Regions from separate parts of the Homo sapiens genome. Here region 1 is linked to region 2. Evidence: chromatin loops called from intact Hi-C (ENCODE). Cell type or tissue: pancreas. All regions are shown on one strand. Links, peaks and the distances in the headings refer to the core of each region. The heading gives the core; the rest is flanking DNA. Region 1 overlaps XPNPEP1 (X-prolyl aminopeptidase 1). Region 2 overlaps ADD3 (adducin 3).

What was found. Hi-C counts contacts between places; a loop is a spot of excess contacts. Peaks named below come from ENCODE experiments on the same cell type or tissue, not always from the same donor. Only the 100,000 strongest peaks of a DNase experiment are listed, where the experiment ranks them.
Region 1: it touches region 2 in a loop (2.8-fold over the local background); 80 of 110 quality-filtered maps call a loop at or near these places.

What each region holds. Positions count from the first base shown.
Region 1 is chr10:109,891,603-109,900,573 of GRCh38, forward strand. XPNPEP1 (X-prolyl aminopeptidase 1) reads right to left here. Exons shown (of 21, transcript NM_020383.4): 4 at 1,410-1,473; 5 at 120-224. Among named protein-coding and RNA genes, the nearest start is that of XPNPEP1, 27 kb to the right of the region's middle. RefSeq lists an enhancer at 527-586. In pancreas, for the core only: no CTCF peak of the experiment used is centred there; a DNase peak (open chromatin) is centred at 3,071; H3K27ac peaks cover 5,213 bases.
Region 2 is chr10:110,009,963-110,018,997 of GRCh38, forward strand. All of the region lies in intron 1 of ADD3 (adducin 3), which reads left to right. Among named protein-coding and RNA genes, the nearest start is that of ADD3-AS1, 6.1 kb to the left of the region's middle. RefSeq lists enhancers at 3,937-3,996, 4,417-5,222. In pancreas, for the core only: no CTCF peak of the experiment used is centred there; no DNase peak of the experiment used is centred there; H3K27ac peaks cover 2,122 bases.

The DNA.
Region 1 (8,971 bases), core at 1-8,000, 120 kb before region 2:
GGATTCTCAAAAGGGTCCATGACTGCATAAAAGGATTAAGATCCAGGAGTCCTGAGGACCTCTAGGATCCCTGCCCAGATCAGGCCAACTAAGTTTGGGCTAGCCATGCCTGTACCCACCCATCTTCATAAGTGTCCAGTTGCTGTCCATTTGCTTGGCAGCCTGGAGAAAGTAGCGCCCGTCAGTCCACATGGCTGCATGCTCTTCTGTGATGATGGCTGTGCCTGAAGCAGGGGAGAAAAAAAAAAGAAGAAGAAAGGTTTCTAACAACTGCTCAGAAGCTGCACAAAATGACAGTAGACAGGCAAGAGCAGTAAGAGGCATCAGCTCCTAGTGGGGCAGATGGGTCCTTGACTCCAAAGAAACCTCTGGGCAAGAGAAGACCACACTACTGAAAACAAGCTGTGTGTCAAGCTCTGAAAGAACAGTCCTGAGACCCAAGCTACCTGGCACTGGTCCCTGCACAAAAAGGACTCCACTTGCACAGTATGAGTCAAGAACAGAGAATGGAGAACTGTAGACCTATGGCCAAAGTGGTCTCGTATAATCAACAAGACACAGGGAGGGATGGTTCCTGCTCAGCAATTACAGCCACTCCTCTGCTCCACCAGACACCCCAGGGGAGCTGTTTCACCTTTCCTGGAGAAAGACCAAGTGGGCCCTATGAGTGTTCCTGCTGTGGTCACTAGCAGGAAGCTTATGCCTCCTACCTTTATCTGCCCTCCGTTCCCACAGGCCTGGCAGAACTTGGGGTTTTGGCAGAGGTGTCAGCCAAAGCCAATCCTAATGCGCCAACCAACACAAGCACTTACGCCAAAGGAAGCAGCATGCTAACCATGAGGGGAGGGGAGCTCCCACCTTGTCCAGCTTGCTTTAGAGAACAAACCTGAAGTGGGGAGTCCACCCTAAAACTCAAAGGCATAATGGTTTTGAGGAACACCAATGCAGCTTAGAGTTAACCTTTGTTATTTAAGCCAAGAGTGAAAACAGAAACCAAAAGCCAAGCACTTGGGAGAATTATCTGGGACCAATAAGCTAAGAGAGGAGGTTCTGAAACTATATTAAAGTCTCATTTCTTATTTGGGGTGCTAGTAACACAGGTATATTCAGTTTAATTGATAGAACTTTTATATGTATGTTATATTCAATAAAAAGTTCAAAAACTTTTTAAAAATAAAAATTGTTAAAACTTTGAAGCAAAGATACAGAGAGGAATAAAAAGGGTTACTGAAAGGTGACCTTGGGGAGCAGGGAAAGACTGGGAACCCACACCTTTCTGCAGAGAGTCAATGTGGAGCATCTGGTTTGCATTTTCTTTTTGCTTCTATATCACAGGCTGAAACTCGGTTCAGTTATTTTTAGGAGGCGAACAAAGGTGCAGCAAGAACAGAGAAAAAGTAGTGACTCACCCGCAGAGCCATCGAATCCAGAGACAAAAGCCCGCCGACAGTCACATGGAGCAATATACTCACTCTGGAAAACAAAGATGACAACAAAGTGGGCCTCGATCAGTCATGAGCAGACTGTTCTGCCTGCTTAGCCTTGTGCTAGGCTCAGCGGGGACTATGAAGACTGGGGAATCCTTGGCCCCCGCCCTCAAGAAGCCAACAGTCTAGCTGAAAACAACAGATTAGCACACACTGCAGAAGATTGAATTAATTAAGGGCAGAGAGAGCTGTTCCCTTTAGCCTCTATTTCCTCATTAGGAGAACCAAAGCACATCAGGAGAAACAGATAAAAACTGCTCTTTCTTCACTGAGATCTTACTCAAAAATCAAACCAATAATAGCCTTCTCCCCTCCTTGCCACTGACATTTAGGCATCTGTTATTTTTCTGAAAAGTAAGGCTGAATTTCTGTGTTAAGCACCAACAATTCCCTAACTTAAGTTTCTGTAGATACTGACTTGTTTCCAAACTTCCTGTTTGGGTCCTCCTCTGAGGTAGCATCACCAATCTCTCCCATGCAGACCCTGTCCCTTCCTGCTACAGAGTGAGCGGAAACGCTTCATCCAATCCAGGAGGCTTCAGCAAAATAAAATGTCATGTCCAAAACCAAGGTCTTCTCAGCTGATAATCCCCTTGCCTCTGTATGGAAGGGGTTAGGGAGTGAAGAAAGTAAGAAATTCTTACGCGTGGGCAAAGGGTACAAGTCAAAGTGTGCAACTTCTGGTAATAGCCAGTGAGGCACAGAGAGTTTAAGTAACTTGCCCCAAATCACACAGCTAATTAAGTAGCAGAGGCAGGATTTGAACCTAAGCAGTCAACTCCAGAGTCTGGACTCTGAAGCCCTATGCCAGGCTGCCAATGCATGACACTTTATCTCTCGCCCTCATCACTCTCTAGGATAAGACCAATAGCAAATGAGAAAACTGAGGTTCAAAGAGAGAATCTTTAAGTAAGCTGCCCACTTACAAGTTAATAGTAGGTCAGGATCCAAAGCCAGGCCTGCCTGAGTACAGAGCTGCTGCTCCTTCTGCAGTTACCAGGATTCTCCCAAGCCAAAGGACCTGGCAAGGTTAAGAAAGTTTAGGGTGGGGAATGGGGCTGCTGGCCAGACCCAAGGCATTTTTAGGACAGTCAACATGATGTAGGGGGAAAAGGCCCTCATGTTCCTTTCCTGCTATATGGTTAAGAACTACCCCTTTCAGCCAGGCACAGTGGCTCATGCCTGTAATCCTAGCACTTTGGGCGGCTGAGGTGGGAGGACTGCTTGAGCCCAGGAACTCGAGACCAGCCTGGGAGCATGGTGAAACCTCATGTCTACAAAAAATACAATAATTAGCCAGGCATGGTGGCACGTGCCTGTAGTCCCAGCTATTTAGGAGGCTGAGGTGGGAGGATAATCTGAGCCCGGGAGGTTGAGGCTGCACAGTGAGGCATGATTGTGCCACTGTATTCCAGCCTAGGCAACAGAGTGAGACCTTGTCTCAAAAAATTAAAACAAAAATTAAAAAAAAAAAAAAAAAGGACTGCCTCTTTCACCAAGGCACCGGCAATCACAGCCTCAAACCAGCCTCCAGGGAGATACTAGAAGGGCCAGCATAGAGAACCACAATGGCAGGATAAAGCAGCTCTGGGCCACCTGCCCACTAGCCCAGGCCCAGCTGCATAGTCTGCAACAAGTCCTGGCAGCTCTCTCAGCCTCATTTCCTCATCTCTAAGACAGGTCATTTCAGATTGCTAAATGCAACAGCAAGCACGTTTTATTCCTAAAGCATAAAGAACATTCGGTCAACAGCACTAAGGAAATAGAAAGAAATGGCCACCAGCATCGTTTAGGAACTGCAGAATCCTCACTTGTTTATTAACCGAGTAATTACTGTGTGCAAGACTTTTTATTAAAAAGTAACAACGGGGGGAAGGGTGGCCCACACATCTCCTAGGACTCTTGTGAGAAACAGTAAGTTAATGTCTTTCAAAACTCACCAGAAACTTGAAAGTGCTGCACATATGCAATGGAAGAGATATTATTAATCTCTTCTTCCTAAACAGTGAGAAGACATCTAAGGGGCTGGGAAAACTAAGTTAAAAATAACTCTTGTGCTAAAAATCACTGCGCACAATGGGGAATACACAGTGAGGGCACTCTCCACCAACATGACGCCACAGGCTTGGGGCTCTTCCACCCGTGACACAGGGTGAAGATACTGGCAAAGACTGGCAGAGAATGCAGTGCAGGTCTGAGCCCGGCTGGACTCTTCCATTCAGGGACATAGTACTCTAGGGATGCCCCACCCCTTTCTGGGCAAGCTTGGGAGAGATGGAAGATCCGCAGGGTTTACCTAGACTTCTCCATCAGCAAAGGCAAGGAAAGAGTTCCTCCAAAGGGAGGTGGAATTAACAGCAAATGGACATGTTTAGTTTGGGATGGAGACAAGGTCTGGGGTAAGAATGTCCAGACATGACCTAAGTGGTCAACATTCCAGAAAGACATTGCTAAGCAAGGCTGGCCACAGCCTCACCTCCACACTGACAGGCTATGCAGAAGCCAGACAAGCACTGGGCCCAGGGCTGTCACTCTCCTTCTCCCAGGCATGAAGCTGGCAACGCCCAGGGGCGGTCTCCTTAGAACACAGCATAGGGCCTAAAATAAACCAAAGCTGTAGCATGCTAGGAAAAAGGCACAAAGAAGCACAGCTGCTGGCTTTTTCTCAAAACCACCCACTTCTCTCCATTTCTAATAGCAGCACTCAGTCCAAGCCTCCATCATCTCTACCTGGACTACCGCCCCTACAATCCACTCTGCACATACACTCAGAGTGAGCTTTTCCAAATATCTAAGATCATGTTAGCAACCTCCTTAAAACCCTCCAATGGCTTCCTATTATATTTAAGATAAAATCCAAACTCTGGCCCAGTCAAGGTACCAGCTGATCTGACTTTGCCAGTCCTCTTGCAGCTCTGCTCCCATTCACCATGCTCCAGACACACCCACCTCCTTTCTGCTCTTTGCATATCCTGAGCTCATTCCTGCCTCAAGGCCTTGGCACATGTGCTTCCTTGTGCCTATAAAAGTATTTCTGATCATGGTATGGCTAGGTCCTTCTCATCATTACATTTGAGATCAAATATCACCTCTACAGAGAGGCCTACCTGTACTACCCAGCTATAATAGCCACCTGGCCACTTTTAAGTCTCTGTATAGCACACACATACTCTAGATATTTGTCTTTTTTTTTTTTTTTTTCTTTTGGAGACAGGATCGCCTTCTGTTACCCTAGCTAGAGTGTGGTGACACAATTATGGCTCATTGTATCCTTGACCTGTCAGGTTCAAGCAATCCTCCCACCTCAATCTTCTCAATAGCTGGGACTACAGCAGGCACACACCTTTTTTTTTTTTTTTTTTGTAGAAACGGGGTTTTACCACGTTGCCAGGCTGGCCTTGAACTTCTGGGCTCAAGTGATCAGCCTGCCTCAGCCTCCCAAAGTGCTAGGATTACAGGCAAGAGCCACCATGCTGGGCAATGTTTCTCTTCTTAATGAACTTTTTATATGTTTATTGTCTTGTTCCTCAACCCCCATCTTAACCCCAAGCATATAAGTTCCATGAGATCAGGGTATCTGTCCTGTCCCTGCACTCAGCACAGGTGACTAGATCCTCAACCCACATTTGTATTATAAATGAACAAGCAGAAAGAGACATGAAGCTTTTCCCTACATCCAGTTAAAACCTCAACCATATCTACGAAGATGGACGAAGGGACCATGAGCCAAGGAATGCAGGTGGCCTCCAGAAACTGGAAAAGGCAAGGAAATGGACTCTCCCTGGAGCCTGCAGAAGTAACATAGCCCTGCTGACCCATTTTAGACTTCAGACTTCCAGAACCATAAGAGAATAAATTTGTTTTAAGTCACTGTGGTAATTTGTTATAGCAGTGATAGGAAACTAATACATTATCTAATGGGGAAAAGATCGTAAGGGATTATAAATGGGGTTTCAAATTCAAATACCTCAGGGTACAGGACAAAGGATATCTTTTCTAAAGACAGCAGCTCCTACTCAGCTCTGATTTCTGAAATGCAGGCCACATGTTGCTAACCTTCAATATTTCAGAAGAAGCCAGAAATATGGGTTCATGAGAAATTACCCAATTTTTAAATGTTGGCATCTAATTCCAACAATATAAACAATACATAGCCAAATAAAGCATCTGTAAACTACAAAAAAAAAAAAAGCTAGTCATCTCTCAAAAATCTGGTTCAAGTGCTCCCTTTTCCATGAAGCTTCCTGACCCACTTCAGCTTTCAGAGGCTCCCACATTTCTGAATTTTACAGGACCATCCATGTTGGCACTTATCCATACCCTACCTTGGATAATGCTGACAAATAATGTTAGCTAAGATTATTTAGTCTGTATTGTTTATTATTGTCTCAACACCTACTAGTCAATAACTGTATTCATTTCCTCTCATTCTAATCCTCACAGCAGCCCTGGAAGGTATCATCCCTCGCTAATCTACAGATGAAAAAAATGAAGCTTAGAGAAATAACTAACTTCCCCAAGGTAACACCACAGTAAATGGCAGAACCAAGATCTGAACTCAGGTCTGACTTTTTTTTTTTTTAAGATGGGGTCTTGCTTTGTCGCCTGGGCTGGAGTGCAGTGGCGCAATCTAGGCTCACTACAACCTCCACCTCCCAGGTTCACGCGATTCTCATGCCTCAGTCTCCCAAGTAGCTGGGATTACAGGCGCCCACCACCACACCCAGCTAATTTTGGTATTTTTAGTAGAGACAGGGTTTTGCCATGTTGGTCAGGCTGGTCTCGAACTCCTGACCTCAAGTGATCCGCCTGCCTCGACCTCCCAAAGTGCTGGGATTATGGACATGAGCCACTGCACCCAGCCTCAGGTCTGACTTTCGAAAGCCCATACCCTTGCAAGCTGCCAAGCAACCTCTTCTACTTTTGTACAGAAGTTGTACACATCTAGTCTCACAATTGGATTATAAATTCTGAGGGAACAAGGAATACGAGGTGTATGCTGCACTTACCTCTACTTTCATCAGCCACAGAATAGACATCTCCTACAACCAGCAGTTAGAACTCTGTTCAAGCCTGGTTCCCCACTTACTAGCTGGGTGAACCTGGGGCTCAACTTCCTCATCTGTAAAATGGGGATGAACATAATGCCCACCTTGAAGGGTTGAGGTGTGACATAAAGCAATTAGCGCATGCCGAACATCTGATGAACTGCAGCACTTATTGCTATGAACTGCACCGAGCTTGACTCTATAGCAAACATAAGAAACTATCTTCTCGAAGTGGACAATCGGCAATAGTAGACAGATATTCCATGAAATATTAACACTAATAAACAGCCATATAAACGATGCTGAACATGCAGTGTGGTATTTGCTATAGTTTAAAGGATGCTCAGATGTGCCTTAGATCCATCAGACCAAGCTCAGAGGTTTGACTGGGCCACCAAGGATAGGCGAAGAGAGCAGGAAAACAGTCCAGAGGGAAAGGTGTGACAAGGCCCAGAAGCAAGAGGCAAGAGGCCTGTCATGAGGCGACACCCAATTAGCCTAATGGCAGGGGCAAGAAGTTCAAGGGAGCAGCTGCAGAGATTTCTGTAAAGGCCGTCTGAAGACAAATAGTCAAAGACCTCAAACACCAGACTAAGAGGCTTGAACTTTATCCTGCAAGTTCTAGAGAGACACTAAAAGTTGAAGAGAGGGTGGTGACATGACCAGAGCTGGGTTTTAAGAAGAGGGATCAACATGGCTGGTCACATGCCGATGGAACTTGCCAAGTAAAGCTGACAGCTGACTGCCAAGATAAGCATGACTAAAGTTACTAGAGTCCACATTAGCGTGACATCTTTCCCCTTCCCTGACCCTCTTCTCCCATCAGCCATGAGCTTGGCACTGTGCCTCAAATATACAAGGTTCTCAAGAAAATTGAAACTGAATGAATAAATGGCCATCGGTCCACAGGAAGTACCAAAAGTTAGACTGTGAATGGAGATGTGGACTCCTTGTTTCCAAATATAAGTTATTGGCATTTTTTTCTCTCCTAAATGAAACCAAGTCAGGGTATGTGGGAAAAACTGACAGTTGTCCAAAGATTTGTGCTCCTTCCTTAGTGTAGAAGAGTCACTGGAAAGTAGCTGCCCAGCCAGGCCTTCATTCCCATGCCTCATTACATTGAGGTGAGGTCACATGACTTATTCTTACCAATGAAATGTGGGTGAGAGGTGATACCTGGGTCGGGGCTCTAACAAATGAGTGTGCCCTGTCCATACTCTGTCCCCTTCCACCAGCTAAAATGGTGGTACTATGGGATGGAAGAGCCTAGATCCCTGAATCACTTTCCCTCAAGGTAGAGGGAAGTCCCCCACCAACCAGGAACACCCACTCTATACTGCTACATGAAATAAGAAATAAGGCTTTACAATACCAGGCCACTGAAACTTCGAGATGTGTTACCACAGCTAGCATTATTCTAACACAACAGATAAAATCACTGTGGGATAAAAATCATTAACCCCACCCCAAGAGAAAGCCTGTTTATGAAATACAAAACAAAACAGGAAGCTGACTCCAGGAGAATGGAGTAGGGTCCAAAGAGTTTAGGAAAATCTGAATCATGTCTTCCAGGAGGAGGAACCACAAACAAAGCCAAAAATTCACATTGGCAGAGTCAGTCCCTGACAAAACATCACCCTTTGACTAAGCCAAGCCCAACAACATAATATGGGGTCTACGGATGAGGAGGATGAGGAATCAAGATTTCTAAAAGGCAGTGCTGGCACAGCTCTGACTCCAACCAAGGATTCTCCTGCTTTGAGGCAAGTGGTGCCCACGAATCCCAATATACGACTAGGATGGTACATGAAAGTATCCAGATTACCAGAGAGAACAGACGATTCCTTGCTATAAAAGTCCCCCAGGGCCCAAGCTCATTAATACAACAACCCTAATACCACAACCCTTGCTCTGAGTTTAAAAAGAAGAAACCCTTAGAGTTGCAGAGGACAGAGAGAAGCAGACCACTGCAGTGCCAAGTCCTTGCGTAATTATGCATTTGAGGTACGTTTTCTCTCTTGCAGGGAACAGCGTGTGGGTGTGTATATTTGTGTTTTGGAAAGTACACAAAGGACAGAATTCAAGATTCCCCTTCACTTCTCCAACACCCTCCCCTCCCCAGCCGTAGGAGAAACTCCATCAACCCAGAATCTACCCTGAAATGAAACAATTAGGAACAAGAGCCACAGGGAACAGCAGCCTCTCTATTACTGAGGAGGCTACTATGGCAGGTCACACATGAAGCCAGCCCTTCCTTCTTGTTCTCACAATCACAGCAAGGATCCAGAGTCCCACTTAACAGAGTCGCCCCAACTATGTGGCTCTTCTCCACAGGAACTAAAACAAGGAACCCATTTCCTTCTGTTGATGGCACCACAAACACTCCCAGGCTTCAAACCTTCCCAATCCCCTCTACCACCTGCCTGCAAGGTCCAC
Region 2 (9,035 bases), core at 589-8,588:
ATGATAGAAGGATAGTATTTTCGTAATGTAAGTTTCAAGCATTGACTGAAAGGGAGAAAATTACACACTTTGCTGTCTCACCCCTTTCTTCAATATTATGCTGGCATGAATGTGAATTCTGCCTAATTATGTTTAAAGTGTAGATCTGGCCTTTGTAAAACCAGAATGTCTTTTGAGACCAAGAGAACATAACATCAGCAACAGCCCAACTCCTACACACAATCCTAAAACCTAGATACAGGGTGGTGCCCAACTTCTGAGGTTTTGAGGCTTCCTGAAGTAGGCCTATCATGTCTGAGTGCTTTTGTCACATGTAAGCCTACAGGTGGTTAGCTGGTTAATCTCTCCCATTTCAAAGCAGTTGGTTAGCAGTACTGGGTGGCATGTATGCATGTCATCAGAGTATAAGAAGTGTTTGAGGGAAGAAATCACATAAAAGCATAGAAACCTGGCTCTGAACAAACTGTGTAGCGTGTTGGGGAACAGTCACATCAGAACTTTAGCTTAACCGAGTTGTTATATGTAAAGTGCTTAGAATGGGGTTTGTATTCAGTGCTTTTTGTGTTTATCATTATCAGTATGTAAAGTGACATATCTTTTTGAAGGCTGTTAGGTCATGCTACCCAGCATGTGAAGACTCAGCAAATATTTGTAATAGCCAATATTTATTTGCCTAACCTCTGTGCCAGGCACTAAGAGTTTTATATGATTTAATTTACTTAGTCCTTCCAACAACCCAGTGGCTAAACAGAGGCATGGAGAGGTTAAGTATCTTCCCAAGGTGACACAGGTTGGTTCTGAAGCCAGAGTCTGGCCCAAGAGTGAGCCCATGTAACCACTGCCCCTTGTTGCTATTGAGCTCATGGTAATTACTGCAAACCAGTGAGAGGTCTTCATAGTATTCCCACGACTATCAGGTGCACATGTCTTGTTTAACCACATCCTCTGGTATTAATACCACCAAGTTATGCTTAAATCTAAGGAGTGGTGGTTAATCCGCATTAAATACAGTCACCTTTTGACATTGAAAGGGTATTCTCTTTTGATACACAACATATGTTTAGGGTGCTAGAGTTTGTGCTAGAGTGTGCTATCTTTCTAATTACTAAAGATACTAAAGTCTTTTTTTTTTTTTTTGAAGCTTACCAGATATGTAGGGCCCCAGGTGGCCCAGAGGGCACTAATTCCCATTGGAGATTCCAGTTCTGCAGTAAATCAGTAAACCTTATCACCTTTCTGATTACCAACATCATATCAACCTGAGATAAATTTTAACTTAAGTTTGTTCTAAATACCACCTGAGTTGCTTCCTAAAATGAACCCTAAATGCAAAGATGTAACTTGTGGCTTATACTTTGTCATTCACATTCCTCAAGGAACTGTGTGTTGCTGCTTCACCATTGTAGTTGATATGTCAAACAAATTATAAACTAAATTAGGAGCTGTTTTAAGTAATGTTTAGAATTATTGTAGATAGATGAAATGTCATTTGACAACTTAGTGCAATGTAATGTTAGGAAAAAATGTTTAAAAACAAGCATGCGTTGAATTGAGAAAGTGCAAGCTTTATTGAAGACACAGGTTACTAATCTGTTTCTCACACTAAACACTGTTTTTGTTATAATTAGTGCTTTTCAGATTCCTTTGAAAATATTAAATATGTAGAGTTTGAATTTTTAAAAAAACTTTAAATATCTAATCGAGTGCTATTCTTCCTTTTAAACGTAGACCTATTTGAAGTTATTTAAACCCAATTTAAAATTAATTGGACAGTCCTAGACTGTCATGTCATTGAGATTCAAAATAAGTGCCTTAATACTTTATGTCTTCTTTGTTAATACTCTATGGTTTGAACTCCGGGTCCATGCCAGAGTGTTTATAGGTGAGATTGTTATGAGGTCTTTCAGGTTCTGCCAGAGATTCAGTTCTCTTGGCCAAATGCCAAGACAGTCTCAAATTTTTACTGTAATTTTTTACTGTAATGGGTTGTATATATCAAGAATCCTCTAAAACATACAGGTTAGAAGTCTTTCATTGGCTGTTGCTTGAACGAAAAAGTGTGTTATCCCTTAGATGAATATGATTATTTTTTATTCTTGCAGTAGCTAATTATGGATGTGTGTGTCTATGTATACGTATGTCAAACCATGCTACTTGAGGGATTCTCTTCCTTTTAGGTAAAGTTAAAAATTATTCACCTGGTGTATTAATGTAATATTTATTGAGTACCAACAGTATGCATAGAGTAATACCTTTATGTGGGAAAAAAGTGTTGGAGAAAAAAGGTTTGTGGATCTTTTATTTATTTCATGTGTATTTTAATGTTGCTGAATATCTGGACCAGTCTCAAAGTTCAAAATTGAATTGCCAGTTGAAAACATGTTAAATGTTAAGAAAGTACTGTTTAACTTAAAGTCTTAGATGGTAGCACAGATAATGAGAATCAGAGCCCCTTGTTTCCTTAAACTGTTTTTGGTTGAGTATGTTTGAAAAGCTGCGTTAACAATTCCTTTCAGGCTTCTAGGACATTACTTAACTGCATTGAAGGAATACATTTAGAGTATCCTAGAAACCTTAAAGAATGAATGTGGCTTTCAGAGTTGTCTAGCATAATCCAAATAGTAGTAGCATGATCACCAAAAGGTATAAAATGGATGAAACCTCTCTTTGATTTTAAAAGGCTTACTGTTCTTGTAAGTTTGTTTCTTGAAGATAATATTGCTTAGTTTTAACTCCACTAAAAGCTGAACCGTTATTGTACAAGATGTATAGGCCTTGGCATATGTTTATATCTTTTTTTTTTTTCTTCTTTTGTATTTTTGAGACAGCTCTCACTATGTTGCCCAGGCTGGTCTCGAACTCCTGGGCTCAAGCCATCCTCCCACCTCAGCCTCCCAGGTAGCTGGGACTACAGGCATGAGCCACAGGCCTGGTTTATATCTTTAAGGTAAGGTTAGATCTAAATTGAGCCTTTACTTGAAGTCAGACTGATCTGCATCAGCACCATATGTTATGTTTACTTTTTTTTTTCTTTCAATGAAAATGGGCCTGAGGAGATTGGTTTGTATACGGTACATAAACTGGCATTTAAGATGACTACCTCTTCAAACAAGGCTACGGTTTTTTTGGATTTTTAGGTTTTTGTTTTGTTTTGTTTTGAGATGGAGTCTCTCTCTGTCATCCAGGCAGGAGGGCAGTGGTGTGACCTCGGCACACTGCAACCTCTGCCTTCTGGGTTCAAGCGATTCTTCTGCCTCAGCCTCCTGAATAGCTGGGATTACAGGCGCCTGCCACCACTACCGGCTCATTTTTGTATTTTTAGTAGAGATGGGGTTTTGCCATGTTGGCCAGGCTGGTCTTGAACTCCTGACCTCAAGTGTTCCTCCCCGCTCGGCTACCCAAAGTGCTGGGGTTACAGGCGTGAGCCACTGCACTCGGCCAAGGCTAAGGTTTTAATCTAGGGTTATGAAACTCAATTTTTTCTGCAGTGGGCATATGCAATTTCCATAGGATAAACATTTCCCTCAACCAGCTAGGAGGTAAAAACACTTCTGAGAAATTTAAGGACAGTAACATAATGTCTTTAAAACCAGTGTCTCAAGAAGTATACTATATTAGTGAAACAATAAAATAACAGTGATCACAGATACGTTAAGGCAAGCAGTGGATTAAGCAGGATAACCTAACTCCAAGTAATATACACGAAATTATTTTTTTAAGCTTCCATACCTCTTTAAATTTATTCTTGTGATTTCTTACTTTCCCCTCCCTCACCAAAGGAAGTGCTCACCTTTTCAGATGGAATGAAAGAGGAGAGTGCTGATGTGAGTGACTCAGCCTGTTTAACTCTGCCTCTGTGGTGGTTTGTTGGTTACCTACTAGAGGAGGTGGAACTCAAACAATGTAAAAGCAATCAGGTTGGAGAAGTGCTGAGTTTTTAGTGTCATGGGAACTCGGTGTATGTCTTTGTCACCATTAGCAGTGTTTCTGTGCAGTTCTTCCACAATGGCTCAGCTCATCCTGAGCAAGGACAGCATTTCTGTTTTCCTTTTCCATTCAATATTCTCATCCTATCATCTTTTGATTTGCTAGAATGACTAAATGCTAGAGCAGAAAGTTGGGTTTACTCATCCTCCTGAAGAAGATAGTTAGGCTTACTTGGTATATCTAAGGAAGTAAATTTGGAAGTCAAGGCCTCCCCAGGGACTTCTAAGAACACTCCACTTTTACGCCCTAGGAAGTTAGAGTGAGCAACTGTTAGCTGCATCGTGACTTCTGTTCTCATTTGTCTTAATACATGACAAAAAAATTCTAGAAGGTCAGCCTTTTAATATCTAAGGAGGTGGTTGGAAAATGGCAATGGTCAGAGCTCAAATGGAGTTGTGATTGGGCATAAGTGCCTTGGATGAGTGGAATGCTTCATTGCCTGAGCTGCACAAATGGGAGGTAGAAAGGGATTTGCAATGAAGTTGATGCATTGTTCGTATTCCTTATTTCCACAGCCAACTTTTTAAAGGTGAAAACAGTGTACCTCTTACCTTGCCTTTCTTTTACAGTTTTTTTATTTTTATTTTTTTTGAGACAGAGTTTTTTACTCTTGTTGCCCAGGCTGGAGTGCAATGGCGCAATTCTCAGCTCACCGCAACATCTACCTCCTGGGCTCAAGGGATTCTCCTGCCTCAGCCTTCCTGAGTATCTGGGATTACAGGCATACGCCACCACGCCCGGCTAATTTTGTATTTTTAGTAGAGATGGGGTTTCTCCATGTTGGTCAGGCTGGTCTCGAACTCCCAACCTCAGGTGATCCACCCGCCTCGGCCTCCCAAAGTGCTGGGATTACAGGTGTGAGCCACCGCGTCCAGCCTTCTTTTACAGTTTTTATTGTCAGAGTTGAGTTCACTTTCCTAAGGGAAGGTAGAATTTTTTTTTTGAGACGGAGTCTCGCACTGTTGCCAGGCTGGAGTGCAGTGGCGTGATCTCGGCTCAATGCAACCTCCGACTCCCTGGTTCAAGTGATTCTGCTGCCTCAGCTTCCCGAGTAGCTGGGTTTACAGGCATGGGCCACCACGCCTGGCTAATTTTTTGTATTTTTAGTAGAGATGGGGTTTCACCATGTTGGCCAGGATGGGAAGGTAGAATTTTTAAGGTGAATTCTATCTGATTGCTTAACATTTTAGCTTTAAATTGGAGATTGCACTAAAAGGAATTTTTTTCTTTCTCCACAACTGTCTGCTTGTTAAATTTCGAATAAAGATTTTCAAAATAGAAGTGTGACAAACCTTACTCAACATTTAATAATTGGGAGCTATTATTTATTAAAGTACACATTATCAATGAATTAGAAATTCATTGCTTTAAAAATACTTGTTTTTTGAAAAACTAGAGCTGCACTAATTTTCATATTAGAATGTTTGATTTTTTTTTTTTTTTTGAGATGGAGTCTCGCTCTGTCGCCCAGGCTGGAGTGCAGTGGCCTGATCTCGGCTCACTGCAAGCTCCGCCTCCTGGGTTCATGCCATTCTCCTGCCTCAGCCTCCCAAGCAGCTGGAACTACAAGCACCCACCACCATGCTCGGCTAATTTTTTATATTTTAGTGGAGACAGGGTTTTACCATGTTAGCCCGGATGGTCTCGATCTCCTGACCTCGTGATCCGTCCGCCTCGGCCTCCCAAAGTTCTGGGATTACAGGTGTGAGCCACTGCGCCTGGCAGAATGTTTGATTTTTTTTTTAAGTGGACATCAAATTTATTTTCAGTTAAAAATGCTGAAAGTAATACATTTTTACTTCATCTGTCATAGTGAATGTTGATAATGATAAAATCTTATTTCTCTAAGCACTTTGCCATAGCTAAATACCTTAGTAAAACATGCGATAGACAAGGGTCCGGTCACTAGCCACAGAAAGGCTGTCACTGTTATAGCAGAATGTAATAGGGAAGGAACATTTTATGCCTCAATAAGAACAGTGTATTTGCTTGAGATAGTAATAACCTCTGAGAAGCTGATTAATTGGTAATCACTTAAGTTAGATGATTTTATATTGTTTGATGTCTTATAATCTAAACGTCCCTGTGCTCTTTTAGAGTGTCTGCCTTGACCAGTCAGCATTTCAGGAGGGATTGTGACTGTCAGTTAAGTGCTTTGAAGAGAGAACCCCTGCTTTGTGTCACACCTGAATGTAACAGGACATACTTCTTGGGGCTGTTTAATTTGGGCTCAAAGGGAAGAGTGCCATCTACTGAATGGCCAGCATCAAGTTGAGCAGCTCCTGTTTTCCTTACAGAACTCAGCCAGTTCCTGGAGAAACCAGGCCCAGCTTCATTTGGAGGATTTGACAGGATCTTAGTACCAAGTGGAATTGTTGCCTGCTTAATTTTAATTATGCTTCCCAGCAGGAGGCCTAAACACATGATGAAGAACTAATTCAGTACTTGTTGGAATGCATGGGAAAAGAGAAACCTGAAGAAGTTGTTGAGCCTTATGTTAAAAACAGCCGAGTAGTGGTGAAATTAAATTAAGTGGTAAAGAAAATTATTTTAATGAGAGCAGTCTTTCAATAGCAGGTCTGGTTGGTTATTGATGGCTCCTGCAGACAATAATGATGTTAAAATCTGCTTGGGCTTAGAATCAGCAAACAAATCATTTGCCTAACTGGAGGTAAGGGTTTTAAGAATACTTGAATACTTCGATTGTTTTTTTCTCCTGCCCTTTTTGTCTCATTTTGTAAGGCAATGATTCCTACTTGAGTGAATTCACTGTTTCAAAGTAGATTTTGTTGTTGTTTTGGTGTATGGTAGTGGTTTCCTGGTTTTTGTTTGTTTTTTCTTTCCCTATTTTCCAAAAACTTACTGTGGTAGCAGCCATGGGTAGAACTGGAGGTAGTAGAACTAGTTACAGGTCAGTGGAGGTTTAAGGTATCTGGAATAGGCTTGTCAAAGCCAGACAAGAAGGAACTTTGAAAATATGAATTGAAAGGAAGCTTTGAAATTGTTGCTATAAAAATACACTTGATTGTTACATATTTATATATATTATATGTAATTACTTAATTAGTAATCATTTTTGTTAGCCTTTAAAACCTGCCAAGGATCATTTTAAGCACTTCACATAAATTATCCAAAGTTTAGTGAAGTAACTTGCCCAAGATCGTACCGTTAACAAAGGGCAGAGCCAAGATTTGAGGTCAGGGCTAATACCCTTAAGCACTATGCTATATACTGCTGATTTATTTATGTTTATTTTTGTTGGTGACTGCACAGAAGAGTTGAACCAAGATTAGAATGATATTTCTGCCTTGGCTGGAAAATACTGATGCTGGGGTTCTTGGTTTCTGTTGTTGTTTTTAAGGAAGTGGTAACATGGGTAAATACGATTGAGAATTCACTAGAATCAGGACGTATACATGAGATGAACTTCCAAATGTTTTCTATTTGATTTTGTCTATGTTAACTTTTGTTCCTTCTGCTATATTTAAAACCACAAGAAAAGTTTACTGAAACATGAAGTGAATTGTTTCACCCTGGGGCGTGTGCTTAAAATATACCCTTCATGGGAAGAGTTACTGAAGAGGTTTTGGCTGGGTTTATTTTTTGTAGGGGAGTGGGGATTTGTTTTTTGTATGTATAATATATACATATTTAGTTTGCTTCCTTCTAAATATTTTTATGTGGTAGTACTTTTCAATATGGCAATAATCATGTCCACAGTACAATAAAATTAAACCATGTGCCATCCTGAGGTCCTAGGGGAAACCAAGTTTTTGTGCATACCAAGTACGTTCTGTATACTGAATAAGTACCATACCTTACGTGTATGTACTAAAACTTCATTGAATCCATGTATTTTTTAAATTAAGAGATATTTAATACCTGACTACTATTATGAGTAATGGTCTTGTTTGTTAACACATTTTGAGCATAAAAGGTATCTTGTTTAAAAAGGTTGGGGATCATTGTTTTGGTATAACCAAAAGCTTCTAAAATTGCAGTTAAATGATGGTTTTGCTGTGTATTCTTAACCCAGTCACCCTTAGGGCTTCTGGTCCTTCTCCTTTATCTGTAAGGAATTATACTTTAATATGTGTCTTCCAGAAAATCCCCATAAGCTATGAGATACATCACTCCTTGAGACTCAGACTTTCCCAGTCAAACATAGGAATGGTCAGCAATAACTAAAACAACAATGCAAAATATGTTACTTGCCAGTGTGTGTGATGAATGCCAGATGACAGATACAGAAAACAAATGCCACAGGTCAACTGGTCAAGAAAAGAGATGGAGTGGGCTGGGTGCAGTGGCTCAACGCCTGTAATCCCAGCACTTTGGGAGGCTGAGGTGGGTGGATTGCCAGAGGTCAGGAGTTCGAGACCAGCATGGTCAACATGATGAAACCCCATCTCTACTAAAAATATAAAAATTAGCCAGGTATGGTGGCAGGCGCCTGTAATCCCAGCTACTTGGGAGGCTGAGGTAGGGGAATCGCTTGAACCTGGGAGGCGGAGGTTGCAGTGAGCTGAGATCACGCCATTGCACTCTAGCCTGGGTGACAAGTGAGACTTTGTCTCAAAAAAAAAAAAAAAAAAAAAAAAAGAGTTGGAGTGGTCAGAAAAGCCCTCATGGGAAAGAAGAACAAGGGTGGACCTTGAAGGAGGAGTTAAGATTTCATTAAGTGGAGAAGATGGAAAGGATTTTGGCCAGAAATTACTGTCCGTGAAAATGATTCTTTTTCTATAGCATGATGGGAGATAGTTTATAATAGTGGTTCACAATATCTTGCCACTATAAGGCATTTAACAGCTACAGCAAAGACTTATTTGTAGCAGTGCCAAGGACTGGCCTCCCTAGGAAATACATTAGAATATGGCAGGAGTGAAGGGAGGGGATGGAGTGGCAGTGGTGGTCACATGTAGACTTTTAACAGTGCTCCCTCTTAACTCCATATGAAAATTCCTGCTTTTATAGGAATATCCTTATACATCTGTTTTGAAGGCAGTAATGCTTAGGAAAGTTAGTATTAATAGAAAGACTTTAGGAAT